2 separate regions of the Homo sapiens genome follow, and region 2 is linked to region 1. The links are chromatin loops, found by intact Hi-C in ENCODE. Cell type or tissue: prostate gland. All regions are shown on one strand. Links, peaks and the distances in the headings refer to the core of each region. The heading gives the core; the rest is flanking DNA. Region 1 has its middle 360 kb from the start of MIR4422. Region 2 has its middle 220 kb from the start of MIR4422.

What was found. Peaks named below come from ENCODE experiments on the same cell type or tissue, not always from the same donor. Only the 100,000 strongest peaks of a DNase experiment are listed, where the experiment ranks them.
Region 2: it touches region 1 in a loop (3-fold over the local background); 3 of 110 quality-filtered maps call a loop at or near these places.

The regions. Positions count from the first base shown.
Region 1 is chr1:55,572,740-55,588,608 of GRCh38, reverse strand. No RefSeq gene overlaps it. Among named protein-coding and RNA genes, the nearest start is that of MIR4422, 360 kb to the right of the region's middle. In prostate gland, for the core only: no CTCF peak of the experiment used is centred there; a DNase peak (open chromatin) is centred at 7,510; H3K27ac peaks cover 7,110 bases.
Region 2 is chr1:55,439,889-55,455,098 of GRCh38, reverse strand. No RefSeq gene overlaps it. Among named protein-coding and RNA genes, the nearest start is that of MIR4422, 220 kb to the right of the region's middle. In prostate gland, for the core only: no CTCF peak of the experiment used is centred there; a DNase peak (open chromatin) is centred at 11,418; H3K27ac peaks cover 1,811 bases.

The sequences.
Region 1 (15,869 bases), core at 3,682-11,681:
TAAGAGCCAGGCATGACAAGGGGCCCAGGTCTCTCAGCTGAAAAACATTTTCCAAATAAAAGATTTGATTGAGCACATGCTTGTTTTCCTTGGGTGGGTCCCAACCACCCAAATGTTTAATTGGGTTGGAAAGTTTTGATCCTGATGGCCATTGTTGGAGGCAAATGAGAAACGTGGAGCCTTGCTCTCTGACCCTGAAGGAAAGAAGAAAGCCCGAAAAAACAGAGCTATAATCCTGCTAGCAGTTATGCCATCCAAATAGCAGCATTATTAGACCAAATGCTGCTTCATTCATTGGCTTATTTGTTTATTTGGGGCTATCTTATGAGCATCTGCTGCAAGCCACACTCTGCTTTAGGCACAAGGAATACAGAGAGGAATGAGCTACAGTTGTTCCCTTGAGGACCTCATAGTCCTGAGGACTTCTGCAAACATTCCCCATGAACATTTCTCTACCCTTCCTGGTCATATTCTGTTCTTCCGTCTTTGCCCCACACAATTTATGCCAGTGTTATGGCTGGATAGTGTCCCTCCATAATTTGTATGTTGAAGACCTAACCCCCAGGACCTTAGAATGTGATTATATTGGAGATACATTCTTTAAAGAGGTTAATTAAGGGAGCTGGGCGTGGTGGCTCACGCCCGTAATCCCAGCACTTTGGGAGGCCGAGGTGGGCAGATCATCTGAGGTTGGGAGTTTGAGACCAGTCTGACCAACATGGAGAAACCATGTCTCTACTAAAAATACAAAATCAGCCTGGCGTGGTGGCGCATGCCTGTAATTCCAGCTACTTGGGAGGCTGAGACAGGAGAGTGGCATGAACCCAGGAGGCAGAGGTTGCAGTGAGCCAAGATTGCACCATTGCACTCCAGCCTGGGCAACAAGAGCAAAACTCCGTCTCAAAAAAAAATTAATAAATAAATAAAAGAGGTAATTAAGGTAAAATGAGGTCATTAGATGGGCTTTAATCCAATCTGGTGATTTTATAAGTGGAGATTAAGACACAGACACACACAGATGGAAGACTCTCTGAAGACACAGGGAGAAGACAGCCATCTACAAGCCAATAAGGGAGGCTTCAGAAGAAATAACCTTGCCTACACCTTGATCTTGGACTTCCAGCCCCCAGAATTATGAGAAAAGGAATTTCTGTTGTTTAAATCACCCAGTTTGTGGTTCTTTGTTACAGCAGCTCTAGAAAACTATTACAACCAGCCAAAGCATTGAGTCTGATCTGCTGAGTATGAGAGTTATGTCTGTGTTCATTGAATGAAAGGAAGAATGAATAAAACTATCATGGGCCAATCCTCAAGGTGTTTGCAGTCTTAAGGGGACCCTAGTGTTTTTTCTTATTCTGTGCTGTGTGCTGGAGGCACTGAGATGAAAGCTGTGGACCTTCTTCATGGAATGTGTATGCTAGCAGGGAAACCAAGCTTACAAGTATTTCATACATAATAATTTTCGAAGTACTATGATAGAGGAATGCAACACCTGAGAACCTGGAAGAATCCCCTAATCTAGTGAGGAGAAGAGAAGGTCAGGGAAGGCCTCTTGGAGAAGAAACCACCCAAGCTGTCATGAAGTACAAACAGCTGTTACCCAGCAGGTTGTGGAGACAAACCATTCCAGGTATGTGCCCAAGCCTGGAGGTACCCAGGCCAACCACAACAAGTCAGTGCAAGAGAAGGAACAGAGAGAGAGAGAAGGCTGGAGTGAGGCAGAGACCAGGTCATGGAGGCAGCGACCAACAGAGGCAACGGCTAGGTCATGGGGGGCCTGTGACAGGGTGAAGGCACTTGGGTTATAGAGTTAGAGAACTTAAGTTCTCTAACTGTAGCCAGCTAGAAGCTACATTTCCCAGCTTTGTTTGGAGCTAGATGTGGTCATGAGACTAAGTTCAGACCAGGGCGACACATGCAGAAGTGATGTGTGTGACTTTCAAGTCACTCCCAAAGACAGGCTCAGCTACTTGCTAATTTCCCAGCCTAATTATTTCTGCAGGCTGGAAAATAGAAACAACTGGAGTGGTCTCAGAAAGACACAATGCAGACAACAGACTGACCTACTAGCCTGGATTCCTAGCTGCCCTAAAAGGACAAGAGTCCTGCTCTCCCTGAACTATTGCCTCTGGACTATTACAGAAGAGAGGAATAAACACCTGCTTAAGTTAGGCCACTGAATACCTGGGTCCCTGTATTACCCCAGCTTCACTTGTACCCTAAGCATCATACAGCCTCATTTTGGAGATTGTGGACAATACACTAAATCCTCAATGTTATCAATAGGTTCTTAGGAACTGTGACTTGAAGCAAAACAGCAGGTCCTTGAATAATGTCTCACATTCACCTTTCTTTCCTTATAATCTTGATAAGAAAAATAATTGGTTTTTATACTTTGTTTCACAGTCACATGGAATCCTATGCAGCCACAAAAAGGATGAGTTCATGTCCTTTGTAGGGACATGGATGAAGCTGGAAACCATCATTCTCAGCAAACTATCACAAGAACAGAAAACCAAACACCACATGTTCTCTTATAAGTGGGATCTGAACAATGAGAACACATGGACATAGGGAAGGGAACATCACACACCAGGGCCTGTTTGGGAGTGGAGAGGCTAGGGGAGGGTTAACATTAGGAGAAATACCTAATGTAGGTGACAGGTTGATGGGTGCAGCAAACCACCATGGCACGTGCATACCTATGTAACAAAACTGCACGTTCTACACATGTACCCTAGAACTTATAATAAAAAAAGAGAGAGAAAAAAAAAGAAACTATGGATGACATTAGGTGAGGACTTACTATGCTACTTGACACATAGTGGGTCTGTGATTAGTCAATATACCTGATATAGTTTGGCTGTGTTCTCACCCAAATCTCATCTTGAACTGTAGCTCCCATAATCCCCACATGTTGTGAGAGAGGCCCAGTGGGAGGTAATTGAAACACGGGGACAGGTTTTGCCCTTGCTGTTCTTGTGATAATGATTAAGTCTCAAGAGATCTGATGATTTTATAAAGGGCAGTTCCACTATGCATGTTCTCTTGCCTGCCACCATGTAAGACGTACATTTGCTCCTCCTTCACCTTCCACCATGATTGTCAGGCCTCCCCAGCCATGTGGAACTCTGAGTCGATTAAACTTATTTTTCCTTATAAATTACCCAGTCTCAGGTATTTCTTAATAGCAGTATGAAAATGGACTAATAACATACCCACAGCTATCATTAGGATGAACTGATAGAATGTGGTGACTCACTAGATGTGGTGGCAAAAGAAAAAGAAAAGCTAATCAGACTCTGAAATTTCCAACTTGGGTGTCAGTGAGAATGATGGGACTCCTAATAGAAATGTGGGGAGGAAAGAGGAGGACAATTTGGGGAGAGAAAATAAAGGCAGGCTCTGGCCATGCTGAGTTTGAGTTGCTGGCAGGGCTCACAGAAAGAGATGCCAACAGGCAATTTGAAATTTGAGCTGTAGCTGAGGTCTGGAAACAAAGAATGGGGTGGGGGTGGGGGAATTGAAGCTGTGGAAATAATGAGGTTTCTAAGGGAGAAAGCTGCAGACGCAGATATTGGAAGGATAATGAGGAGACAAGTCTGGCTGGAGCAAAGGTTTCTAAGGGTGCAAAAGGGAGGGAGCACTGGGAAGGGGTTGAGCCCAGTGTGGCAGAACTTCAAGAGCCCTGTGGAGGAGGAGCTGAGACCTCAGTCTTCAGGCAAAGGGGGCCATGGTGGCTTTGAATGGGGAGGGCAATGATGAAGATCCTACCTGTTGTGCCAGAGCATCCCTGATGGGGCCAGAGGGATGCTCTTCCTCTGCCAGACAAGCAGCTACCACTTACAGCCATTTCACTGCAGTCTTAATAAACACATGTGAAGTACAGCAAACAACCTCAATGAACACGCTGCCTCTAGGTGGTGGGTTATGGGATTATAGGATTTTTTAATACAAAAAGTTAGATGAAAGTGAATTTTTTTAAAAAAAGGTCTGAGTGTGTACTATAAACTTGGTACATCAAAGCACTTTCAGCCTGAATATTTTGGAGAGATTTTTAAGGAGACAATGAAACCAAAGAATTAGCCAGAGTGACTCCATGGAATGGAAAGTCACATCTTGAAGGAGGAGGCAAGACAGGTGACCCCTGCTCAGCCTTTCCATCCTTTAGTCAACCAATATGTATTGAGGGTTGCCCCCACTCTGCCACTTTCAGGGGCCGTCATTCATACCACATGGAGGGTCAAGGCAAGAAGTAAACAAACGTGTCAGGAGTTGTTGAGTGCTGGGGTGAAAAATAAAACTGGGTGAGGGATAAACAGAAGACACAGCCACCCCACCTCAGGGAAGTTCCCTCCAAGGTGATCTTAGAGCCCAGACAGAAGGCAGTGAGGGTGCCACACAGCTCTCAGGGATGGAATGTTCCAGGCCAAAAAGAAGCAGCAAACACAAAAGTCCTGAGGTGGGAGAGGGCATGACACGTTTGCGGAATGCCAGAAGAGGTCAAGGCTGGCATCAGGGTGAGGCAAGTGAAGGGCCTAGGGTGAAAATTTAAGGAAGCCTTCTTCTCAAGTTCCTGTAATTGCCCAGGCAGATGGCTTCCTTTCTTGCTTCACCTCAGTCCAAGCCCTGGTGGCAGTAACTGAGTCTGGGACGGGAAGAGTGGCAGCAGGGCTCAGCGGCCACAGGACTCAGACAACGGGAGCAGCAGAGAACACAAAGCCTCAGATGGCTCACTGCTCTGTCTCCCTAAGAAACTCAATATGAAGGTCCAAGAAATCCTATATGCCTGGAGAGTTATCCTAAGGGTGAGAGGAGAGTTTGGACCCACTTCTTAGTTGACTGAAGGATCTTCACTAAGAAGCAGGAAACGAGTTGTCTCCCAACATGACAAGGCTGTGCTACCTCAGGTACACATCCTTCCTACTCTGGACCCACATTTCCTTTGCTGTACCATGGAAGGATTGGATTCAATGAACCCAAGGTCCTCCCACCAGGAACCAGGTCCAAAATTTTATGATTCTATGAGCTCACAATAAACCTTTTTTTCTAAAGGAGCCTGGGGGTGCAGGGAAGGAAAAGAAAAGGAAGAGGCTCAAAGGCCTTCCCATCAAAAGCTCAAAGAAGACAAACGTTTTGTTCTTCCTCCCCATGTATTTCTAAGACACCCAGAGCTAGTTTCAAATAACCTGCTGGCCCAAACTTAGATTCTGGAATCAATCTCCCTTCATGGGAAGAAAGAGTTTCGCTAAGTTTGTGATGACCCAGGTGTCACCAACAGGCTCAAAATCTGCCATCCTGGCGAATGTTCGCATGCTGAGGCCTCCACTGACCAGAACCACAGTGGACGCCTGTGGAAGTGACCACTTCAAGAATCAGCTAATAAGTAGGAATGTTCTGTTTTGAACAAAGAGGTCCACTTGCAGCCAAGTTTTCCATTCATGAGCCTATCTGACACAGGTATAACTGCCCCTTTCCCTTTTTCCCTTAGGCTTTTCACAAGCTAGTTTCATTCCTTCTAGATTTCCAATAACTGCCCAGGGTTTAGAGTTTCTGAAGAGTTTCATATGTTGACATCCAACTTGACTTCTGCACCCAGGATCTGAGGCAAGAATTATTGTCATTCCCATTTTACAAATGAGGAAACTGAGGCTTTCAGAGAGAAAAGCTTGGAATAATCTCCCAAGTAGGCATCAGACTTGAAAAACTGACAGTGTGGCCCTGTAAAATCAGTGCTATAAAAGCTCGTGATAACTGGAAATTAATGGTGAAAAATGCCCCTGCTTTTGCACCAGTGAATCAATTCTCACTTCCATGCCTTATGAATATCCACCATCTACCCATCATGTCCCAGCTTTCCAGACAGCAGGGACACAGATGCCACACAATCCCTTCACCCTCCCTAACATCCTTGACCCTCTGTTCGGCTCTCAGCCATGCATTGATTCCTTCCTCCTTCCATTGCCCCTCAAAAAAGGTCCATGTGTATCAATTCTAGCCAAGAGAGCCCTAGAAGGATCACCGAGCCCTTAGTTCTGCCATCAGGCCAACTCCAGAGCAGGTTTGGGCTCCATTGGAGTGTGCTTCTATATCCTGCCATATGGAAAATTTTTGCAGAGCCTTAGAGAGGCCTCCGCCCTCTCTAATGGGTGGAGGGATGGAGACACTTAGATCCAGGACACCAGCGACTCTAACTTTCCATTATTGACTCACAGTGCCCTGCCCTAAAAGGCTATTGGGCCCAGACTACCCACAGTTTAGAATGCCAGGATTCAGTAGATGTATTTGCATATGCAGGATGAGCCAAAGAAGGGAAACTCTGGCCCCATCTAGAGGGAACGCCCCTGAGAGACATTTGCTGAAATGACCTGATAGCAAGAGCTGGAGAGGAGGGACAGTGATCTCCTGGGTCATAAAAGCACAGGACTTCACATGCAGAGCAAAGCCAGAAGGGCCCACCCTTGTCCAGGGTAGACCCGTGACAAGGGCAAGCAGGCTGAAAAGTTACCTTGATAAGTTACTTTGTTTTCACTCTGGGTTTTAGCCACCAAGGATCTGTTTCAAAGAGTAATGGAAGAAACAAAGACAAAGATTCTAGTCTTCTTGCAGCCTGCTTCAGGCAGGTCTAATTAAGAAATGTGTGAAAGAACCTCAGGAAAAGCTAGAAACATCAGAAGGAATTTCAGTTTGGCCTGGAAAAATCTTCTCCCTGCCTTGAATTTCACAAAACTCTTTCATTTGCTGCTCTTAGCTCTGAACCATCCCAACAGTCTTCCAAGAGATGCCTTATTATTTCTGTTTTGTAGATGAAGAAACTGAGGTTCAAAGAAGTGAAGTGATTTGCCCAAGGCCACATGATCTTAAGTGGCATAGCTGGGATTGTATCCGAAGTCCGTCTGAACCTCAGATGTCTAGCCAGAATACCACATGCCTCAAAACAGTCCTATGGGGCCAAGCGCAGTGGCTCATGCCTGTAATCCCAGCACTTTGGGAGGCCAAGGCAGGTGGATCACTTGAGGTCTAGAGTTCGAGACCAGCCTGGCCAATATGGTGAAACCCTATCTCTACTAAAAATACAAAAATTAGCTGGGCATTAGTGGCATGTTGGCGCATGCTTGTAATCCCAGCTACTCAGGAGGCTGGATGACAAAGCGAGACTTGATCTCAAAAAAATTAAATAAATAAACAAATAAATAAAAACAATCCTGTGAAACAGGCATCTGTTATACCCCAGATTCAAAGAGCTGCACAGAAAGTAAGTTCCGAGACCAGGAGGTGAAGCCAAGTTTCTCAGCACCAGAACTAGAGTTCTTTCCACCATACAACACTGCTCTAGTTGCCTCTCTTATTTCCTGCTCTGTTGCTCCAAGCTGCCAAAACAGTATCTACTATGTAGTGAGTGCTAAATAAATACCTGATGGATGAGCGAGTCCTTCTTTGAAGAGAAGTTTTGTTAGGAAAGTGGGTGATGATCTTAACTGGATGAGCCAGTGACTCATTTCACTCAAGGATTAAATCTGAATTTGAAGAAAAGCAGTTGACTTAGCTGTGAAATATGTCCCTGGGCTCCTCCCCAGTAAGGACAGAACAACTGGAGAAAGAACCCACTGTTCCTCTCTGGAATGAGAATTAAAACTATGAATAAGGCTTTTATGTTTCTCTTCTCCAGGACAATCAGGGAATAAAGATAGTTCTTGACAACATTGCGACATTGGAGAGAACAGGCGTCTAAGCATTCAAACACTACTTTCCCTCTCATTATCTGTCATTTTGTTAAAGTAAAGCCATTCACGAATTGGAAACTGTAGGATGAGAAACTGCTATGCTGTCCCATAGGGAAAACTCACTCATACGTCTCATCCATTCTCTCAATTACCGGGAAAAACACCAACACCTAAGTGGCACAAAGCGGTGAATGAAAAGGTGCTGCCATGTTCCGGGTACTCTTCCAGACAGGATTCCATTTACAGAGGAGGAAACCAAGGATCAAAGACATTCCGGAATTAGCTAATTTCCCCTATGATTAGTAAGCTCAATAGCTAGGATTTGAATCCAGGACTTCCAGAACACAGAGCCTGTGCTCTTTCCCTACACCATGATTACAGGCTACTAATGAAGGGCATTATCACAAAGGAAAGTGCCCCACAAAGAAGCTTCACTTGCTTTACCTCACACAACTGTGGGGATCAAATGAGATGGAGAGAGTAGAGATAATAATCCCCATTGTACAGATTAAGACACTGAGGCTTAGCTTTTAAAGTGGTACATATATGTAATATATGCCACATCTAATTCCCGTTTTATAATTCCTATTTTATAAAAGAGGAAACTGAAGCCCAGAGGCAATCAAGTTACATATATGCATTTATATACATTAATATTGTGTTCCTACTATATGTAGGTTATATGCTGACAGTCATCTTTCTCCAAACCTCAGTTTTATCTTTGGTGAAATGGCAATGAGTGGTTTGACCAAAAGTGGTCAGCTAGAAAGTATTGCAGTTGGAATTCGATATCTAGAACTTTCTGATTTTAAAACTTGTAAAACTTTTCTGTTATAAGGATCTATTTGCTTCTATCTTGATGTTATAAAATATGTGACTCCTATAAAATATGTGGCATCTAAATGTAGGACATTTTATTAATGGCTAGGTAGGGTAGATATCTTAGACAAATACTTCCCCACTGACTCTGTATAGAAACTTTCCAACTCTGAAGTTTATATGAATAATTCACTTAGGGAATCAAAAATATTCATTCTACCAGTGTAGGAAGACCTCATCTGAATAAATTCCGCCTGGCATGTCACTCATGAAATGGTAGGAGGAAAGGAATTTGAGACTGAACTTCCTGCAAGAGATGGGCAGTCACTTCTGTATGCCAAGTCCTTTAGGGGTGTGTTTAAATTAAAAATGTGCCTGTCCTCTGGAGGTACAAGAAAAGCTATATTGGAAAAAAACATATGTAAGACATAGTCAGAAACACATTGCCAGTCTCTGCAGAAAACTTCCTTTCTGGCCAAAGTTGTTGAGCACCAACTTCAAAGGTCAATAGAATGCCTGAGTGAGCAAGCGCACCACCATCAGGAACCAGGGAGGCTGCTACTAAGGGCAAGGAGACAGGAGACGTGGACACCAAAGAAGGTGGGGTTAGTTAGCTTGACCTTGAAGAGGAGCTGTATTTCAAAACTTTAAGGGCAGCCCAGGCAGAAACTGTGACATGAGCATAGACTTGAGTTTGGAAACTGAAATTGGAGACTAGGGCCACATTCAGAAAGATTATAAATGTCTGGGTCAGAAATTTGTACTTAATCCATCAGACAATGCTGATGGTTTTAGTAGCAAAAAAACCAATCAGAACTATTTTAGAAAAACCAATCTTTTATTTCTTCATCAAATACCTATTGGGCACATTGCCAGGCATTGCATCTTTTCATTCCCACACATCAGTGACTGGCAGGCCTACTGTCCAGGGCACAAACAGGCGATCAGCTAGTACTGCCATTCACTTTCTGGGTGGCCATGGTAGCCACCCCCCAAGACAGCCACCACAATCCCCACCTCCTGGTATCCACAGTTTGTGGAGTCCCCTGCCATGCAGTACCAGGGTTGCCTGTGTGACCAACAGAATATGGCAGAAGTGATGCTATAGCACTTCCAAGATTAGGTGATAAAAGATAGTGTGGCTAGCATTCCTTCTGGTGGCTCTCTTTCTTCACTGTATCTGGGGGAAGCCAGCAGCTATGTCATAAGCAGCACTATGATGAGGCCCATTTGGCAGTAGCAAAACTCTCCTGCCAGTTGCTCCAACCCCAGCCCTTTGAGTGAGTTTGAGCTTGGAAATTGACAACCCAGTCCTCAATGCCTGCAGCCCCAGCCAACTGCTTGACTGCAGCCTCATGAGAGATACGGATCCAGAACCAACCAACTAAGCCCCTCCCAACCTCTCTACTCTCAGAAATGAATGAACTTACACTGACACATCATTATCATCCCAAGTCCTTTCCATTGTAATATATGCTTGTTCTTCTAAACCATTCCATCTTAGGGTAATTTGCTACATAGCAATAGGTAAATAGTACAGTGATCTTCCCAGCATGGTTGATGTGAGGATAAAATGAAACAAAGAATGCCCTAGGGATTTGTGCAATTATAGAAAAGAGAGGAAGAGACAGACTCAGGGGTCAGGTGGTATGAAACACCTGTCTCCATGCAATTGACTTAGGAGGTGAAGAGCAGAAGCTGTAAGTCCCAAGCTTTCCCCAGCACTTCCAAGGTGGGTGCTGACTAGTACCTTACACAGAACAAAGTATCTCACTGACCTCCCAGATCTTCCCTGCAGGACTGCTGCTTTATAGTGCTTCACAGAAAGAAACCAAGGCTCACAGAGGTCTATGAAGTAATTCGATGACAGACACAGAGCAGAGAGGGTAAAAGCGGGGAGAAACTGAGGTATCTTGGGCCTGGTTCAGGGCAGGGAATTGGTGGTAGGGCTGCAGAGAGGTGTGGAAAAGATGATGAGAAGGGATGATGAAGATGAGAGCCCCGGGAAGGCAGCCTCTCCTGTCTCCCAGGGCAGCCAGCTCTTTGAGCCCAACAGGCTTCCCATGTGTCTCCAATTGAAGGTACGGCTCACTTTTTATCCTTTTAAAGTAAAAACTCAGGGATGCACCCAGGCCATCTGTGTTTATTAGAAGGGGCCATTTTTCCACCCTCCTGACATCCAGGAAAGGCACTCTATTCTGGAACAAAGCGTGCCTCCCACCCACCCTTTCCTCCTGTTGGCCGCCCAGCCTGGCTCCATACACCACCATTCCAGAGATGATAAATATGCTTTGTAAAATGCTCTGAAGAAGGGAGACAAAAGGTCTCCTGTTGGGTTTCACGTAGTCCTGGAAACACCTGGATATGTGGGTGCGGTCTGAGCCATTTTCCAAAATGAAATTAATATCCTCAAAACTATCTGGACCTACCAATGCTTGCCTGTACTAGAATCAACCCACTATAAAAGAAATCTTTGATCAACAAAATAAAAGTTTCTTTAAAAATCAGCTGCTAAGTTATTGACTCATTTCCTAATTGTTTTTGCTTTTCAATGTTACTAGAGTATGAAGCAATCTGTGGCTTAGGCATCTAATAAACAACACAAATAAATCTAAGGATTTATATTTTATAAAAATAAAGCCAACTTCAGGGAGGCTGAGGCATTCATTTATTAAAATTATTTTTCTATCTGGAATCAATAATTTTTATTGATAATAATCACACTCCACAGATACGTACTGGTATGTTGTTTGCAATTTGCAAAATAATTCTTCACTTAACCTTCACACCACCTATGTACAGCAGCAGGGTAAGGGCCATCAACCCCGTGTCTGGAGAGAAGGGGGCTGGGTGATAAGCGGCAGGATGGTAGTGTGGACAGGTGTGGGGTTGGAGTCAGACAAGCTCTTCCACACAATGGCCTGGGCAAGTTTTCTGTGCTCTTTCAGCCTCAGTCTCTTCATCTGCACAACAGGGATGATAACACAACCTGCTTCAACAAGGTTGTTGTCTTTACAGTTCTTCTCATAGTGCTTAGAACATAATTACTCAGTAAAAAAATGGTATTTGTGTATGTGCTGCTGTTCTTGTTGTGGCTGTTGTTATTTTAATCTACTCTGCAAGGCTGTGAGGATTAGAGGCGATGTTGGTAAAAATGCTGAACGCAGTGCCCAAATCATAGAAGGTGTTAATTTTGAAGTGGGAAGGCTGAGATTGTAAATCATGTGTTTCTAATTCCTTAATAATATTTCCTCTGCATCCCGGTTACCTGGGCATAGATCAGTGCAACATATTTCTTAGCTTTGAGTATAAATAGATTAAATATTTTTTATTAAAACAAAAAGAATGGGAGCAAGGGAGAGAGAGAAAAAGAAGCAGAGAAAGAAAGAAAAAACATTTTACTATCTGCCCTAATGCCTGTCTATACCCATGTTTTTGAAGACTCAACACATTCCCCCCCACAGCCCACCCCAGTCCTGGGTGCAGCAAGAATCATCTGCTGCGTCTATAATATCTCAGTGTCTTCCCAGCTTATAAAGGATAAAGCCAACTCCTTGTCTTCATTGGAGCCCTCCCTAGGTGGCTCTGGCCTACCTTTCCAGCCACATTCCCTCCAAGTAAATATTCCCTCCACAAACACTGCACTCCTCACCTACCCTGGACTCAGCTGTTCTTCCAGCCTCCACTCCTTGCCTTTGCTGTGACATCTGCCTGAAATGCCTTTCCTTTCTTCGCCTGGTGAGAATCTATGCACTCATCCAGCTCTGGCAGGGAGATTTGCCTTTCCCATTAGGCCATCAGCTGGGGACATCTTTGGAGACGAGGTCACTTCTCTGTGTCTCTGCTCAGTTAGCACCCAGCACAGGTGTGGCACTGAGGGGTGCAGTGTGTGTTTATTGGGAAAATCAGTGTGAGAATGAAGCAATTGGCACAAGTTCTTTCCATGGCAGAGTGGGGACCAGGGCAGCAGCCTCCCAACTGCTGGGCTGGCTGTGCTGGAGGGAACGCCTGCCTGGGACAAGGTGTTTGGAGACAGCACGTAACACTCTGTTCCTCTGCTTTGCTCATCTCCAGATGCCAGGATGATGGGAAAAAAAAAGTGGTTTTTACTCTGGTAATCACAAATCATGTGGGTGTTGCTGTGATTTTTCTTTAAAAGGATTATTAAAAGGGAGGGAACTTCAAATTATGGCCATGTAGAGACAGCATCACACATTTCAGGATAGGCCACTTTAGAGAGGAGAAAAAACACTCTTGTAATGGGCCTGGCTTGGGTCCACAGCTGTCCCTTGCCAGGTTCTAGAAATGCTGCCACAGTGGGGAGGAAGTGGGTGGCTGCAGTTACAGCAACAGACAAGTGATGTGCATTGGCTGTGCTGGCAACGCAGCCAAGGGAGCCCAGCCAGAAAGTACCACAGAGATGGCCATTCCCCAGGACACCTGCCCCCATGACTTACAAACCTGGGTTCAAGTCCCAGAAGCCTCACCTGCAAACATGGTGGCCTTCTCTGTTCAGTCGCTCTGCTTCCTGTTTGGTTAACTTTGGGTTAATAAAAACAAACCATAAGGATAGTGAGGAGGATTCAGTGAGACTGTAAGCCATAAGGACAAGTACTTAGGATCACTTCTTTCCTGGCCCCCAGTGAAGAGTTGTTGGAGGTGTGAATGAACAAACCACATTAGATAAAACCCACAACAAACAACACTAATGTTAATTTCTCCTTTCACAGCCAGGAAAAGTTGAATCCATGGTTTATTACACATTTACCCTGGATGTACTCAAGGCTATGGAGAATCCAAAGGCGAAAATGATGTGAGCCTCCCTCCAGGCTTTAGGATGATCTGGACACACATAAAACACAGGACACAGTGGGGTAAGTAGACAAAGAAAAAAAGGCAACAGGAGATTGGCTTGAGCCTGGTGGTCCCTCTGAAAAAGAGGAAAGTGAAGAAAGAAAGCTGGATGCCAGCGCATCAGGAAAGAGGGTGTTAGGAACAATTGTGGGCTACAGCTTGGGTTTTATTAGACCAGGGATCCAGGATTGCTCAGGCACCCTTACACATGAAAAATCAAAGACTGTATTAATAGCTGGACTTGTACCCAAAACCTCTAAGTGGAGTTTTCTGGAGCTTTTTCATAAGCCCTTAAGCCTAAATTCAAATCTTGGGATCATAGCATCAGCCAGGCAGCCCTATGGGCCAAGAGACCAGAGATGAACGTACTGGAACACATGTGTGACGGGAAAGAGGGAAAGGCTGGGTCTCCCTGCTGCAGGCTGGGCCCTGGCTTCCCTCCTGCTCTAAAAGTGACCCTTTAATACACAGTGATCCCTGCAATAGTATTCAATCGTTTATCTCCGTCTTGGCATCTTACTAATCAATGAACAACTTTTCCACAATGCTTGGAGAGGAGGGGAGGAGGGGGGCTGCCCTGATTCGCCCCCTCCATTCCCTCCGAGGTTGCGGGTGGGTGGGACATGTCTTACTATTTTCTGGCTCCGTACCTTTGCATCCACTGTGTCCTGTCCCTGGAATTTCCTTCTCCTCTATTTTGCTAACACCTATGCATCTTTCAAAACTTAGCCCAGGGTCACCTCCTCAGTGATGGCCTCTGTGAGTGCTCTAAGTCAGCTGCTGCCTTGAAGATAAGCACAGGGTACTGCTGTGCCCAAACTTAGCACCCACCACATTGCACTGTCATTATCAGTCTACTTCTCTAAGACCCTCAAACATGAGTGAGCTCCTTAAGGACAGGAAACCTGCCTTCTTTTTCTTTTCTAATTCAACCCCAAGGCTGTTGCTCAGAGGATGAATGTGGAAAGGGGAGAGGAGGGAAGAGTATTTTCCAACAATGTAAAGTTTTATTCTAGGTAAGAGTGACTTCCTGTCCCTTGTAGTGGGCAAACATCTTGTGCATCTTACGGAAGAGGAACCCCAACAGAAAAGAGATGAATGCAATGCTAAACCCAACCAAGATTCAACCTAAAACTTTTAGGAAAGGCAAGGTCTGGAGTTAGGAACCCACATGACAGCTTGTGTGCATGTTCTGCTTTCTCTCTCTCTCTCTTTCCCTCTGTCTCTCTCTCTCTCTTCACACACACACACACACACACACACACACGTAGTCACAGGCATCTGCATATATCCATATGCCCCCCTAATAATAGAACTCCTTCCTCATGCCAATACTTTAATCCTTAGCATGCACCTTCCCAGGTAGGACTTCATGGGAGATGCACAACACTCCTTCTCTGAGCAGTGGCAGGCCCTGCCCTTGTCTCCTAAAGGACCAGTTTGATAAGGTGGAAAGGATCTTGAATGAAAGTCAGAGGACTGGGTTTATGTCTGGAATCCATTGAGATGCAATGTTGAAAACTTTGAAAAAATTTATGCGATCTTTAAGGCCAAAGCAAGAGTTTCTGGGAAAGTTAGAACTTGTCACTTATTGAATGTCTGTGTCTACTGTAGACTGGAAGTCGCCTGGGTCAGGGCCAGTGCCTGCTCTGTTCACTGTTGCATCTTCAGAACCTAGCCGTGTGCCTGGAACAGGATCGATACTCAAATTAATATATAAGTGAATAAAAAGTGAATGTCCTCCTCTGAATTTCAGGCTGCCGTGTTTACAGGTGTCAAAGACCTAATGGAGGAACCGTGGGGTTGTCACAAAGGCCTTCCTGGCCTGAACCCTGTGAGTTATCTTTGCTGCTGACACGTGTACAGCATGTTATGAATCATAGAGAGCTTTGATCTGCTTCAGACCTCACAAGAGAGTGATTTATCCCCTATGAATGCTAGGTTCATTGAGGGTGGAATTTTAATGATTTCTGTATCCCAGGCCCCAGCCCCTGCTCTGGCACATAGCAAATGCCCAGTAAGTGTCTGCTCTTTCATTCATACAAAACAATAAAGTAATGACCGGATGCTCAGAGAAGTGGCTTGTGCGGGTCCTATGGCATACTAATGAGAGAGTCAGTGCTCCACTCCGGCCTTGGTACTTCCTGCTGTAGCACATCCAGGATTGTGTGCTTTCGTGCATGAGGCCATGAGGGAGCTTCGGAGTCAGTGACCTACACCCTGCCCTATTGCCTACTGCATCCGCCAAAGGACATGAGGCCAGACTTCTGCCCTGTTGTGGCAGGGCTCCAGCTGGGACTGACGCCATGGCTGACTAGTGTCAGGTATCTTTGGGACTATCCAAGCTTAAAATACATCTGCCTCTAGGTACGAAGAATATAAGTCATGGCATCAGCTGTGGGTTAAATTATGCCCCCAAATAGGTATGTCGTGGTCCAAATCCCCAGTACTTGAAAATGTAACCTTATTTGA
Region 2 (15,210 bases), core at 7,211-15,210, 140 kb after region 1:
AGGGTTCCACAGGCTGCACAGCAAGCATGGCAGCATCTGCTTCTGGGAAGGCCTGAAGGAGCTTTTACTTACAGGGGAAGGCAAAGCCGGACCAGGCACCTTACATGGCAGGAATACCAAGGGTGGGGAGGCATAGGTGCTGCACACTTTTCAACAACCAGATCTCTTGAGCACTCATTCACAAGAGTAGCACCAAAAGGATGGTGCTAACACATTCATGAGAAACCACCCCCATGATCCAATCGCCTCCCACCAGGCCCCACTTCCAACAATGTGGATCATGAATTCAACATGAGATTTCGTGAGTACACAGATCCAAGCCATATCACTGCAATTTTATAGAATATGTTGATATCAGGTTCTGTAAGTCATCCAGCTGTATTCTTTGTCAAAAATGTTTTGGCTATTTTAGGTCCTTTATGTTTACATGTAAATTTTAGAATCATTTGTCAGATTCTAAAAAAAGCTTCCTGATATTTTTTGGGGGTGATTTCATTGTATCTGTAGATCAATTTGGGAGATAAATGGCATCTTTAAAATATCGTCTTCTGATTCTTGAGTATGGCATACCATGTCACTAATTTAAGTCTTAATTTCTCTCATTAGTGTTTTGTAGTTTTCATATATTTTAATAAACTTACTCTATTTTATGTTTTTTGATACTACTTTACATTGTGTTAATTTTATTTTCCATATGTTCCTTGCTATAAATAGAAGTACAATTGACTGGTATATTGAAGTTGTAGCCAATGGCCTTGCTAAATTCACCTAGTTCTAGTAGTGTTTTATAGTTTCCTTGGGATTCTCTACATATATGATCATGTCATCAGCAAACAAAGATAATTTTACTTCTTCTTTTCCAAGTACCTTTTTTCCTCTTGTTTTATTGACTGTCTAGGATCTCTAGTTATTACTGAGTAGAACTGGTGAAAATGGATATCCTTAAATGTGGAGAAAAAATATTTATTCTCAGCATTAAGTTTGAGATCAATTGTAGGTTTTATTGTAAATTGGGTTAAGGAAGCTTCCTTCTATTCTTAGTTTACTGAGAAATTTTATCATAAATTACTGTTTAATGTCATTAAATACTTTTTCTCTAGCTATTGAGATGATCATATTGTTTTCTCCTTTATTCTATTAATATCATTTTGTTACATAACTGAATTTCAGATGTTAAACCAAAATTATATTCCTGAGATAAATACAGGATATTGCTTGATATTATTTGCTAATGTTTTGCTAGCATTTTGCATCTATATTTCTGAGGGATATTATTCTTGGATTTTCTTTTCTTTTAATATCTATGTCTGCTTTTTAAATCAGGGTAATGTTAGACTCATAAAAATGAGTAAGGGACTATTCCCCTTTCCTCTAAAAAGGTTTTGTCTAGGATTGGTATTATTTCTTTCTTGAATGTTTGGTGGAATTCACCAGTGAAGCCATCTGGGTATTATTATGTTTTGTTTGGGAAATTTATTTTTGATTTGTTGGGAAATTTATTTTTAACTTTTAATTTTGTGATAATTTTAGGTGTACAGAATGACTGCAAGAAATAGTACACAGAGTTCCCATATATCCTTCACCCAACCTCTCCTGGGGTTAATATCTCACATATCCTTAGTACAATTATCCAATTTTTTAAAACTTGGTATAATACTATTTATTAGATAAACATCAGAGTTATTTGGATTCACCAGAATTTTACACTAATGCTCTCTGTACATTCCAGAATCTAATCTAGGCTGCCACATTGCATTTAGTTTTATATCTTTAGAGACTCATCCAATCTGTGACGGTTTCTCAGCCTTTCCTTGTCTTTCATTAATCATGACTTTGAGGCTTTAAAAAGTACTTGTCAATGATTTTGTAGAATAGCCATCATTTGGGGTTTTTATACTGTTCTTTTATGAATGGACTGAAGTTATGCAGTATGGGGAAGAAAACCTCAGAGGTAATATGCCCTTCTCAGCACTCATAGTAGGCAATACATGAAGTTGATACACCTTATTGGGGGTTAACCTTGATTACTTTGTTAAGGTGGGGTCATTCATGTTTCGCTACCATAAGGTTTCTATTTTTTCCTTTAGATTAATAAGTACTTATTTTGGGGATAATACTTTGAAATAGAACCCAAATCCTGTCCTTCTTTAAACTTTAAAATTTTATCATTCATCAGTTAATCTTGCTTACAGAAATTATTACTGTCTTTACATAATATGTTTTTCCCCCTTTTTGCTGCTTTTGGGATTTTCTCTTTATTGCTGGATGACTGAATTTCAGCGATTTGATTACAACATGTTTTAGCTGTGTGGGTATGTGTGTGGGGGTGGGTGGGTGTGGGAGTGGATGTGTGTCTTGCTTAGAATTCATTGAGTATCATGGATTTAAAAATTTATAGCTTGTTATCATATTTAGAAAACTTTTCAGCCATTATTTCTTCTAATATTCTTTCTGTTCTTTCCCCATACCTTTTCTGGGACTTCAATTACACTGACATTAGACTGCTTATTTAATCCCAGGTGTCACTGAAGCTTCGTGCTTTCCTTTTAAGTTTTTTTTTTCTCTCTGTGCTTCAGTTTAAATGGTGTTGTAAACTGAGTTGTGTTCCCCTAAAAATCATATGTTGAAACCCTAACCCCAATGTAACTAACAGTCACATTTTTCTTGGAGATAGGACTGTTAGGAAAGAAATTAAGGTTAATTGAGGTCATAAGGGTGAGGCCCTAATTGAAGAGAAGTGATGTGCTTATAAGAAGAGAGACACCGGCTGGGCGCAGGGGCTCACGCCTGTAATCCCAGCACTTTGGGAGGCCAAGGCAGGTGGATCACCTGAGGTCAGGAGTTCAAAACCAGCCTGACCAATATGGTGAAACCCTGTCTCTACTAAAAATACAAAAATTAGCCGGGTGTGGTAGCGTGTGCCTGTAGTCCCAGCTACTGGGGAGGCTGAGACAGGAGAATCGCTTGAACCTGGGAGGCAGAGGTTGCAGTGAGCCAAGATGGCGCCACTGCATTCCAGACTGGGTGACAGAGCAAGACTTCATCTAAAAAAAAAAAAAACAAAACAAAAAGAAGAGAGATATCAGAGCTTTCTCTGTGCGCAGAGAATAGGTCATGTGACAACATGGCAAGAAAAGGGCCATTTAAAAGCCAGGAAAAGACATCTGCCAGAAACCAACATGGATGGTACCCTGCTCTGGTCTCTTTTCCTCCACATTGTGAGAAAATACATTTCTGTTGCTTAAGCCACCCTGTTTGTGGTATTTTGTTATGGCTGCCCAAGCAGACTAATGCAGATTAGTATATTGCTCCACTGAACTTATCTTCTATGTCTAATGTGTTTTAATCCTATTAAATGTGAGCTTTTTGTTTAAAATTGAATTTTTTATCTATGAAAGTTTTCTATGGCCGGGCGCGGTGGCTCACACCTGTAATCCCAGCACTTTGGGAGGCCGAGGCAGGTGGATCCCGAGGTCAGGAGATCAAGGCCGTCCTGGCTAACAGGGTGAAACCCTGTCTGTACTAAAAATACAAAAAATTAGCCGGGCATGGTGGCGGGCGCCTGTGGTCCCAGCTACTCAGGAGGCTGAGGCAGGAGAATGGCATGAACCCGGGAGGCGGAGCTTGCAGTGAGCCGAGATCAAGCCACTGCACTCCAGCCTGGGCGACAGAGCAAGACTCCATCTCAGAAAAAAAGAAAAGAAAGAAAGTTTTCTATTTCACTTGTTTTATATCTTCCATTTCAATATTTATTGTGTCCATGTTCTCCATTAAATATTTGAACATATTTATAATTATTTTAAAGTTATTATCTGCTCCTTTTATTATCTGTCATTTCTGGGTTTGTTTCAGTTGGCTGGTTTTTCTTCTTTTTAAAAAAATTTTATTTCCCTCCTTTCTAATGTATCTACTAATTTCCAATTGGATCCTGGACATTGTTGTGCACTGGATTTTGTTTGTTTCCTTTAAAGAGTGTTAGACTTTGTTCTGGTGGCTTAAATTGTGAATTAGCTTGATCCTTTCAAAACTGGTTTTATGCTTCATAGAGTAGCTTTTAATTTAGGGCCAATTTAGTACTTCTAATAAAGCATGACCCTTCTGGTATTTACTAAATCCCTTGGTTCTCTTCACTCTGGCTGATTAGAATGCAAACATCTCCCAGTACTCTGTGAGCTTTGGGAATTATTCTGCTTACAACTCCCCAGGTACTCTTTCCTTGGTTTCAGAGTTTCACACTATGCATGTGCAGCTTAATATCCAGCAGCAAACTCAAGAGGAATCCTATGCAGATATGTGAAGTTTTTCACTGTGTAGTTCTCTCGTCTCTGGTATTCTCGTCACCAAATTCCAGCGACGTCCACCTACCTAAATCCTGATCTCAAATTCCTCAACTCAGTGGGACTGCCATGATCTAATTGACATCTCCCTCCCTGTACCACAGCCCAAAAAACTGCCTCTGTGCTGAACTCAAAGTCATCATTGGACTCATTTGTTTTCTTCCTCTAACTTTTGTTTTCATTTGTTTTTCCACTTTTCTAGTGATTACAGAGGGAAAATGAATTTGGACCAAGTTAGACCAGAAGGCTAGAACCAGAAGTCAACATTTTTCCAATTCAATTTCGTATAGGTAAAATATAAGATTAAGAAGATATTACTATCAATAGATCATGAATTATGTCAAAATATTGATTACAGTAACATAATTGTTAATTTTGCAGCAATGGAGGCTAGAAAAATTAATTTTATAAATTTTATAAAAATAAATGAATTACATGAATTTCCATTTTTACCATTCACTCAAACATTATTGGCTTGTCAATAGGATGCTTAGATATATTCAATAATAATTAAATTCAGTCATTTTTTATACTTTGCCAACTTTCACTCCTTTAAAAACTGTAACTTAACTTTTTTAATTTTATCAAAATATGTTACTTAACAGCTTATTAAGTTGATTTACAACTTATAAAATATTTAGACACATGGTATATGAGTCCCATTTAAACTCCTGCTCCAGGCACTGCCAGTGTTACAGATGGGCCTGTGCTTGCCAAGAGACAAGCACTCACCCCCAATGCCTCTTCATTCCTCTGCCTCCATGTTGATAATCCCAGGAATCCCCTGCTGTGCTGGGAGCCACTGTCTTTACCAGTGGCTAGTGCTGATGCTTCACATCAGCCTCTGTAAGGGCACGGCTCTCCTCATAGTCCTAGAGGAATCCTAGTCTTTTCATTCCCTTCCTAGTGGCCCTTGGATTTCGGTTCACCTCTTCAAGGCTGCCATAGATGTTGGCTACTCCAGAGTCAGCTCACTTCTCTGGACTGCTTGGACATTATTGCCATTATTTCTACTAGTAAAATCGGAGGTTCAAGATACTACAAATGTATGTCCTGCCTCTGCATGGCCAACAGCAGCTCACTGTCCCCTAAGTCCTTGTATTAGTTTCCAGTGGCTGCAGTAACAAATGACCATAAATTTGGTGGCTTAAAACAACAAAAAATGTTATTTTCTCACAGTTCTGGAGGCCAGAAATCCAAAATCAGTATCACTGAGTCAAAAATCAAGGTCTTGGAAAGGTTATGTTTATTCTAGAGGCTCTAGAAGAAAATTTGTTCCTTGCATCTTCCAGCTTCTTTTGGCTGCTGGCATTCATTAGCTAGTGGCTGTGTCATTCCAATACTGCCTCACTCATCATATTGCTTTCTCCTTTTTGCATGTTATCGAGTCTCCCTTTCCTTGCCACTTATAAGGATACATTTGATTTTTTTATTTGCTTTTTCCTATAAATGCCCTAATGTACCACTAGATATAGGTACTTTGCAGACTCATCACCTCTCCTCATAGGGCTGATAGAGTAGGCACTGAAGGGATTCTTGTTCACTCAAAGGCATCATGCAAATTGAAGAGTCTTTGAAAATGGAGGAGAGAAATCTCCTTTCTAAAACCATATTTTATCATATTTGATTGTCATAAAAATTACACTTAAGAAGTGGGTGGGTGGGAGGAGAAAGAGCCAGGCTCTAACGCCAGCTTTGCCATTAGCTAATGGTCCAGCCAGAGAGGCACAACTTCATCTCCCAGGCCTGGTGTTTCTCCCTGGCCAACTGTGGATACAAATACCAATGGCTTCGGATTCTTAGGAGATTTATAGTAGCCAGGCAGAAGATAGGGCTATGTACAATACAGAGTTATACAAATACTGTTTTCCTTATTAATGACCCTATGGATGGATATTATTATCACCAATGCTAAAAAGAAGTGACGCCCTGCCGCACATCACACTCTGCGAGTAAGTGGCAGAGCCATGATTCAAACCCAGAATCCAATTTCAATTCTACCCTCAGTAGCAAAAGATCACTGATAACCTTTCAGGATTTGGTGGCTAAAAACAGGCACACTTTTTCCTTTTATGAGAATATTCTGGTACTTCTAATCTGCTATGTATAACCTGAATGCTGAGAGTATTAGAACTCTGTGAAACATAAGAAACCATAGGCTATGAATGAGGGCCTGAGAAAACACACAATTTTTAAAATTTGTTTACCATTCACAGCTCTTTTTTGGCCTACTTCCTAATTTCCACATATTCATTCCAAAAATATTTATGTAGTGATATAATAATGGTAGTCATCATAAAAAGTATTATTAGTAGTATTTTATCAACAGCTATAATCTACTGAGCAGTTACTCTGTGACAGTCAATGTGGTCTATAGGCCCCAGAGACACAGAGGAAAAAAAGCATGGTTTAGCTGGGTTTCTGGAAGATAGAGACTAACTTGCAGGCTGTTACAAAATGAGGTAAAGAAAGTGTAACTCCTCCAGAAAATAAAGGCCTTGCTATATACTAGCTGTTAATATTCCTCATGAAGAACACAATACAGAATTTTCAGGATGGGGCTACAGTCACGGAGCAAAGGTTTACAAGCAACAATTCCCTCATCTAAAAGCAAAGGAAGGAGGAGTGCGGATTCAAGAATTTGAAATACAGAATTCCCCACTTTCAACCTGGTGGTTGAGATACTTAATGTTTGCTTTTTTCCCTTTACTTGGTAAATGAAAAAAAAACTAAATTTTGTAGTTAACACATTATAAGCAAATACTATAGCTAAAAGAGGTTTGAAAAACCAGAAAACTAGCTTAAATATTATTTGATTGTAAATCCGATTTTTATCCTTTCTAATCTTATTTAGCTATTAATTTGCTTAAAGCCTCTGTTGCATATATTCTGCAAAGAAAAAACCTCACCTACCACCACTCTTATATTATTTAGAATAATTATGTGCTTAGAATAATAGTTGTAGCTATTCACTGATGAGGGTGGACAAGTTTTTGTTTGCTTGTTTTTAATAGTCTCCAGCATTTGGAGAGTTCCTTAGTGTTTGCAAAGCACCTTCCCATTCATCTTCTCTGTTGAGCCTTACATCATCTTCATAGTACAGACGACTAAAAGTAAATAGGTGTGTCATAGCACTTGCCCAAGCTCACGCACTTGGTAAGAAGTAGAGCTAGGAGTCCAAACTTTGACCCTCTGGAAACCTCCTATGATTAAGTAGAAGCAAATCAACTTATTTAAGACCTCTGGGTTGGACATAAGTTTTTCAGTGACAATACTCTAAAAAGGCACCAGAAAATGAGTATTATCAATGAGGGACATTACCAAAAGAAAGAAAAAATACACAAGAAGAATCTGGGATTTGAAGCCTTGCACATCCAGGTTTGAACCCCAGTTCTGCCATTAGTAATAAAAAGTCACACTGCTTAGACATATGTGATTTTCGTCTGTTTAATTACTTTCTGCCTCACAAGGATATTATTGAGTTAGTGCAGAAGTAATTGTGGGTTTTGCCATTACTTTTTTTTTTTTTTTTTTTTGAGACAGAGTCTCACTCCATCACCCAGGCTGGAGAGCAGTGGTACGATCTCGGCTCACTGCAACCTCCGCCTCCCGGGTCTAAGCAATTCTCCTGCCTCAGCCTCCAAGTAGCTGAGATTACAGGGACATACCACCACGCCTGGCTAATTTTTGTATTTTTAGTAGAGATGGGGTTTCACCAAGTTGGCCAGGCTAGTCTCAAACTCCTGACCTCAAATGATCCACCCACTTCAGCCTCCCAAATTTCTGGGACTACAGGTGTTAGCTACCGCGCCCGGCCTTTTATTTTTAATGAAGACAGGAGCTGTCATTATTGTTCACCACCAAATTCTCAGCACTCAGCCTAGTGCCTGGTGCATAGCAGGCTTTTGCAAATATCCGTTGAATATATATTCCCATCGAAGTAAGCCTCTTCTCCCCTCTGAGCCTCAGCTTTGCCATTTGCAAAATGGGCATAATAATAACTAGGTTGAAGGATAGTAAGGTTTAAATTAAAAAGGAAATTCTAACTTCTCAATGAAAGGTAGTTTCCCTGTCCGCCTTTCTCATTGTTTTATCATCTCACAGGTCCACTCCTCAAATGTGTGTTCTCTAGAAGGCAGGCTGGAACACAGACAGGAATGGCTGTCTGGGTGGTGCGATCATTTCTGAGCTGCACAGACACAGTATGACACAGCAATGAAAAATGGCATTGCTATTCAGACTTAAAACCAGCATCTCTCATTTTTAATGTTCTGCCAATAGAAATCTCAGCCTCTTCAAAGGACTGAGTATCCCATCCATATTGCCCCACTTATCAACTGTGTTTTTTAAAGAAATAAACATTTCTGCTTCCTGAGCAAAAGCAAAAAGAGATTTAGTAAATACACAATCATTTGATCAACATTCATGCAGGGCTCAAAGCTGATTGCTCAAGATGAGTTTATTGTGGACAAAAATCTAGCATTTAGATCCTCCCTAACCTGGCCCTTCTCTTTCTGTCCAATGTAAAGAGGCAGCAGATTGGAATGGGAGAGACTAGACTATAGTCAGTCAGATCTAATTTCAATTCCAGTTCCATCACTTATGGACACATAACTTAGACAGTATCCTATGCAAGCTTCAATTTCCTCACCACAAATGAAGTGCATATGAAGTGGCTAGAAAAGTACCTGGCTGGTAGCAGGTACCCCAAACAAATATCCTGCTGAGGATATTTATATCTATATTATTGGGAATCTACTGTGTGCCAGGCACTGTTCTAGACCCTGGGGATGCAAAGAGGAACATGATATCACTCTTGAGGAGGTTACTGTTGAGGGAGGGAAACAAATGCATCAGGTGCCTATTATCAATGATATGGGAGTTCAAAGGAGATGGACCCAAGACAGCTGGGAGAGCCAGGGAAGGGTTCCTGGGGAAAGCCACGCCTGAGCTGAATCTATCAGGGTGAAAAGTAGAAGAGGCAATCCAGGCTGTGATAAGAATACAGCCAAAAGGCTGAGGACTCTGGGATAGCACAGTGATGTAAGAACCAGACAAACAGGGCAAGCCGGTGAGTGGTGGGAGATGAAGCTAGAAAGTAGGCATAGTCATATCAAGAGTCTTGATGCCACTTCAAAGTGTACTTGCTTTCTAGGGCTGTCATAACCCAGTACCACAAACTGGGTGGCTCAAAACAACAGAAACTTATTCTGTCATAGTTACAGAGACCAGAAGTTCAAAATCAAGGTGTCGGCCAGTTTGGTTCCTTCTAGAGACTCAGAGAGAAACTGTTCCATGTGTCTCTCCTAACCTCTAGTTGGGCATTACTCCAGCCTCTGCCTCCATCTTCACATGGCATCCTCCTAGTATGTTTCTGTGTGTCTACATTTCTCTCTTCATTAAGGGCACCAGTCATTGGATTAGGGGCCCACACCACTTTGCTATCAGTTCATCTTAAGGTGGTCTCATCTGCAAAGACCCTGTTTCCAAATAAGATCATATTCATAGGTACTAGTGGCTAAGACTTGAGCTTATCATTTTGGGGGACACAGTTTAACCCACAAGATAATGGGAGTGACAGAGTTTTATGTAGTAAGGTCCCTTAGACTCTGGTGGTAAGAAATGATGACTGGAGACCTCCTCCTATGGTTCTGTTGCTTTGGTCACTAGGAAGCTCAAGTCAAACGGATAGCACACACTCACATCTTTTTTTTGGCACATGTACAGGGCACTACAATTTGTATCTCATCCATGAGCATTATTTCTGGTTCCCTCTTGTATTTTCTATCCTTATGTATCAGTCAAGTCCTAACAGGAAACAGAGGGAACACTCAATTTAAGATAATTCAAGAAAGGTTTATTTAAAACGGGGCTATTTACAGAGCTGTGGGCAGGAGATAGGGGAAGTACAACAGACAGTGCACTATCCAGGGGCCAATAACAGTGGAGCTTCACCACTAGTCCCAGGAGACAGAGCAATTACCTGTCTAGAAAGAAAGAGTCTTACTGAGAAGGTCAATTTGAGAGGATTTGTGTCCTCTAGGGAAGGACACAGCCTGCCCAAAGTGACTTCAGGACCTCACTCCCCTCCTCCCTCTGATCTCCTGCTGGTGCGCCCCATGGCCAAAGCCAGTAAAAATCCAGATATAAGCCACATGGTCAGTGCCCCAGGGCAGACAGCAGGACGGCAGGTGGAGTAGGTCTGAAGAGGCAAGTAGAAGAGACCCCCAGCAAGTCTTTTCCCTTGTCAGGGCTCACAATATAATACCCCAAAATATGGCATCTTGACACACGGAGGACTTTAAGCTGGAGGAAATTAAGAAAACTATAAAAGTGGGACGGTCTCTCTGACTTTCTCTGGCCTTTCTATCCTGAAGCAGGCCACAAAAGAATTCTCTGACCTACCTCCCCTAAACGTAGGTCACAAGACCCTCATTCCAGAAGTGTCCTGCCCTATATCCAGAGGCCAAGAAGAATCTGAACAAATAAACCTTGCTAAGTTCCCCCTAATTTTGCACCATTGGATGATACCCTTCTGTCCTTCAATCAAGCTTCTATTATGTCTGTCCATAAAAATATGCAGCTTTCCCTGGATCTTTGGGCCTTCATTTCCAAAGACTCCTCAGTCATGTAAAACTATATTAAACAAATAAGTTACGCTTTTCTCTTGTTAATCTGTCTTTGTCATTGGGATATCAGTCATAAACCTTGCAATAGGTTGGGAAAGAAATATTTTCTCCCCTACACCTTTCATTCTGATTTTCTAATTTATTTTTTATATTCTTTGTATTTGAGTCAGCAATCTCAAATCCTTCCTTTTTAGAATAAAAAGGGGAATAACCACCAAAAAGTATATAAAGCAGAGGCAGAATTTCCTGTCCCTTTCACCACAGTGCTCTCTGTCGTCAGCAGTTTGTAAGTTGCATGTGACAATCAGTTGAGTCACCCTGAGTGGTCATAGCAGGCTGACCCGCTATGGGATCAGAGCCCTTTGCGCACAGTCCTCTGGCCACTCAGCATGTTACATAAACTCCCGGCAGGCTCCCTATTTCCAGAGCTTTCCAAGGACATGCTTGCAGCAAGAGTCATCCTGGCACCAAGCACTTCTGACAGATGTTGCAAACTGCCAAGTGGAGAGGTCCAGATGGTGTGTTGAAGAGGGCAGAATGAGCCTCAGGACGGTACACAGGCTCTTCGTCTCACATGGAGAACACGCCAAATAATTCTGTGCACATGCTGAGAAGATCATCTTTCCTCCCTGAGCCCCAGGTTGCTTCTGGAGTATTTGGATTCAGGCATAGAATGTCAGAGCTGGAGAGTACCCTAGAGACCAACTAGTCCAAGCCCTTGTTAATACAGATGCATAGACTAAGGGCCAGAGAGCAGCAGGGTAATAGTGTATCATGGCTAGGGTTTGTTGAGTACCTACTGTCTCCCTGGTAATGTGCTATGTTTATTCATTCACATTCCTACTTATCACAGATGTGCTGAGTACCTGCTGCATGCAGGGCACTGTGCTAAGAAATGGAGATACATCTGGGGACAAGGCTGGCTTTATCCTGCCTTCATGGAGTCTACAGAATAATATGCTTTCGGCATGCTATCACTAATCCTTACCACAACTCTGCAAGGTGTGGTAGGAGACCACAGGTCTTAGAGACCGAAGTGACTCAGGCCACACACCACTCTTTCTTAAGAACTAGAAAAAGGCCAGGTGCAGTGGCTCACGCCTGTAATCCCTGCACTTTGGGAGGCTGAGGCAGGTGGAACACAAGGTCAGGAATTCAAGACCAGAATGGCCAAGATGGTAAAACCCCATCTCTACTAAAAACACAAAAATTAGCCGGGCATGGTGGCAGGTGCCTATAATCCCAGCTACTTGGGAGGCTGAGGCAGAGAACTGCTTGAACCCAGGAGGTGGAGGTTGCAGTGAGCCGAGATCACACCACCACAATCCAGCCTGGGCAACAGAGCGAGACTCTGTCTCAGGAAAAAAAAAAAAAAAAAACTAGAAAAATAAGGTTGCTCTCCATGAGTTAAATATAAACACTTCATGGAGCATCACAGCCACTGGAAGGAGGTAGGAAGGCACCTAGACTCGGAGGCCTTGATTGTAACCTGCTTGAAGATACTAATATTTTTAAAGAAGAAAACTGCATCCATCTGAAGAGGTTTGGGTCAGGTAGGAAGACAGAGAAAATGGATAACAGAAGCTTTGTTTAGAAAAAGGTCAGCATCTAGCACTCGAACTCTCTTGTGTGTGTTTTCCCTGTTTTCACTGAAGGAAATAGGGAAGAAAGCCTGTTTTCCTCAACTTTAGGGAAAATTGAATTCTCTTTTCAAGTTGATGCTTTGACAACTAACTGATTCTATCAAATAATGTTGGGCTGAGCTTCTAGCAGGCCCCAGGCTGTGACCCATGTTGTCTTATGAGGTAGACTCACTTTGAAGGGCTGTCCCACGAGATATCTCATGCTGTCCAGAAGAGAATTCACCTGAACTTCGGTGGTGAAAAACAGGGGCCTTAGTGTCAAGCAAACCTAGTTCAAGCCCTGGTTCCACCAGTTAAAGCTCTCGGACTTTGAGCAAGCCACTTATTCATCAGGGGTCTCAGCTTTGTCATCTATACAACAAGAATGATTATAATCCTTACTATTAACTAAATCCTTATATATAATAAATACTCAATTATTACTTTTTAAATCATTGTAATAATATTGATATATTATTACATATTAAGTACTGAATAATTGTCATTAGTATTAATAACAGCCATTTACATTACTCACTTGTTCGTAATAATAAAGTTATGTTTTTTGCTAGACAGCATTAGTTTAATCAATATTTTAAGTTTCTTTTCTGAATCTAAAGGTGAATACACATTCCTCAGAAAAATAAGAGAAAGCACAGAAAAGAATAGAGAGAAAAATAAAAAACAACTGTAGTCCCACAATCCAGAGAATACCACAGTTAGCATGTCAGTTTATTTCTCTCCAATGTCTTTTCTGTGTGTGTGTCTGTCTGTAAAGAGGTGAATTTTATGTAAATATGATCATACTTTACATATGTGACCATTTGCCAAGGAAAATAATTCTGTAACATTCTGTCATTGCACCATAGTTTATAAAAGCATTCTCTTATTGTTAGGCTTTGGGAGTTTTCCCCCAGATATTTTTATTCTTCTAAATCAGGCTATAATGAGATTCTTCATATAGAAATCTTTTCCACACCTCTCATAAATTTCGGAGAAAATTCTCTTGGTAAAATATTTAGATCAAAGGATATACATTTCTTTAAGTCTATAACACATTTTGTCAAATTAATTTCCATTAGGGTTATATTACGTTATTTTCGCTTCAGCACAATATGAATACTGCTTCTTTAAATCTTTCACTTCATAGATAAACTTAGCTTTTTTTCTATTTTATTGCCTGAATTACTCTTCAGTTTGGTAGTTACTGTTGTTTCTTTTTCTGAGAATTGTATAATTCACACCCTTGACCCACTTTTCTCCCACATCTTACTATGTTCTTATCACTATGCATAAGCTTTTTATATAAAGATATTTTTTGAATATCACACCCGTGGCAAATCAATTTCAGAGTGTGTTGTTTGGCTTTTAATTTTTAATGCTATTTTGACATACAAGTTTTAAATTTTATACAGTTTGAGAATTTAATTATTTATTTTTTATACTTTAAGTTCTGGGATACATGTGCAGAACATGCAGGTTTGTTACATAGGTATACACGTGCCATGGTGGTTCACTGCACCCATCATCTACATTAGGTATTTCTCCTAATACTATTCCACCCCTAGCCCCTCACCTCCCAACAGCCCCAGTGTGTGATATTCCGCTCCCTGTGTCCATGTGTTCTCATTGTTCAACTCCCGCTTGTGAGTGAGAACGTATGGTGTTTGGTTTTCTGTTCTTGTGTTAGTTTGCTGAGAATGATGGTTTCCAGCTTCATCCATGTCTCTGCAAAAGATATGAACTCATCCCTTTTTTTTTTTTTTTTTTTTGAGATAGAGTCTCGCTTTGTCGCCCAGGCTGGAGTGCAGTAGTGCGATCTCGGCTCACTGCAAGCTCCGTCTCCTGGGCTCACACCATTCTCCTGCCTCAGCCTCCCAAGTAGCTGGGACTACAGGCGCCCGCCATCACGCCCGGCTAATTTTTTATACATTTAGTAGAGATGGGGTTTCACCATGTTAGCCAGGATGGTCTTGATCTCCTGACCTCGTGATCCACCCGCCTCAGCCTCCCAAAGTGCTGGGATTACAGGCGTGAGCCACCGCGCCCGGCCTAACTCATCCTTTTTTATGGCTGCATAGTATTCCATGGTCTATATGTGCCACATTTTCTTTATACAGTCTATCATTGATGGGCATTTGGGTTGGTTCCAAGTCTTTGCTATTGTGAATAGTGCTGCAATAAATATACGTGTGCATGCGTCTTTATCGTAGAATGATTTATAATCATTTGGGTATATACCCAGTAATGGGATTGCTGGGTCAAATGGTATTTCTAGTTCTAGATCCTTGAGGAATCACCACACTGTCTCCCGCAATGGTTGAACTAATTCACACTCCCACCAACAGTGTAAAAGCCTCCCTATTTCTCCAGATCCTCTCCAGCACCTGTTGTTTCCTGACGTTTTAATGATTGCCGTTCTAACTAGTGTGAGATGGTATCTCATTGTGGTTTTGATTTGCATTTCTCTAATGACCAGTGATGATGAGCTTTTTTTTTCATATGTTTGTTGGATGCATAAATGTCTTCTTTTGAGAAGTGTCTGTTCATATACTTTGCCCACTTTTTGATGGGCTTGTTTTTTCTTGTAAATTTGTTTAAGTGCTTTGTAGAATCTGGATA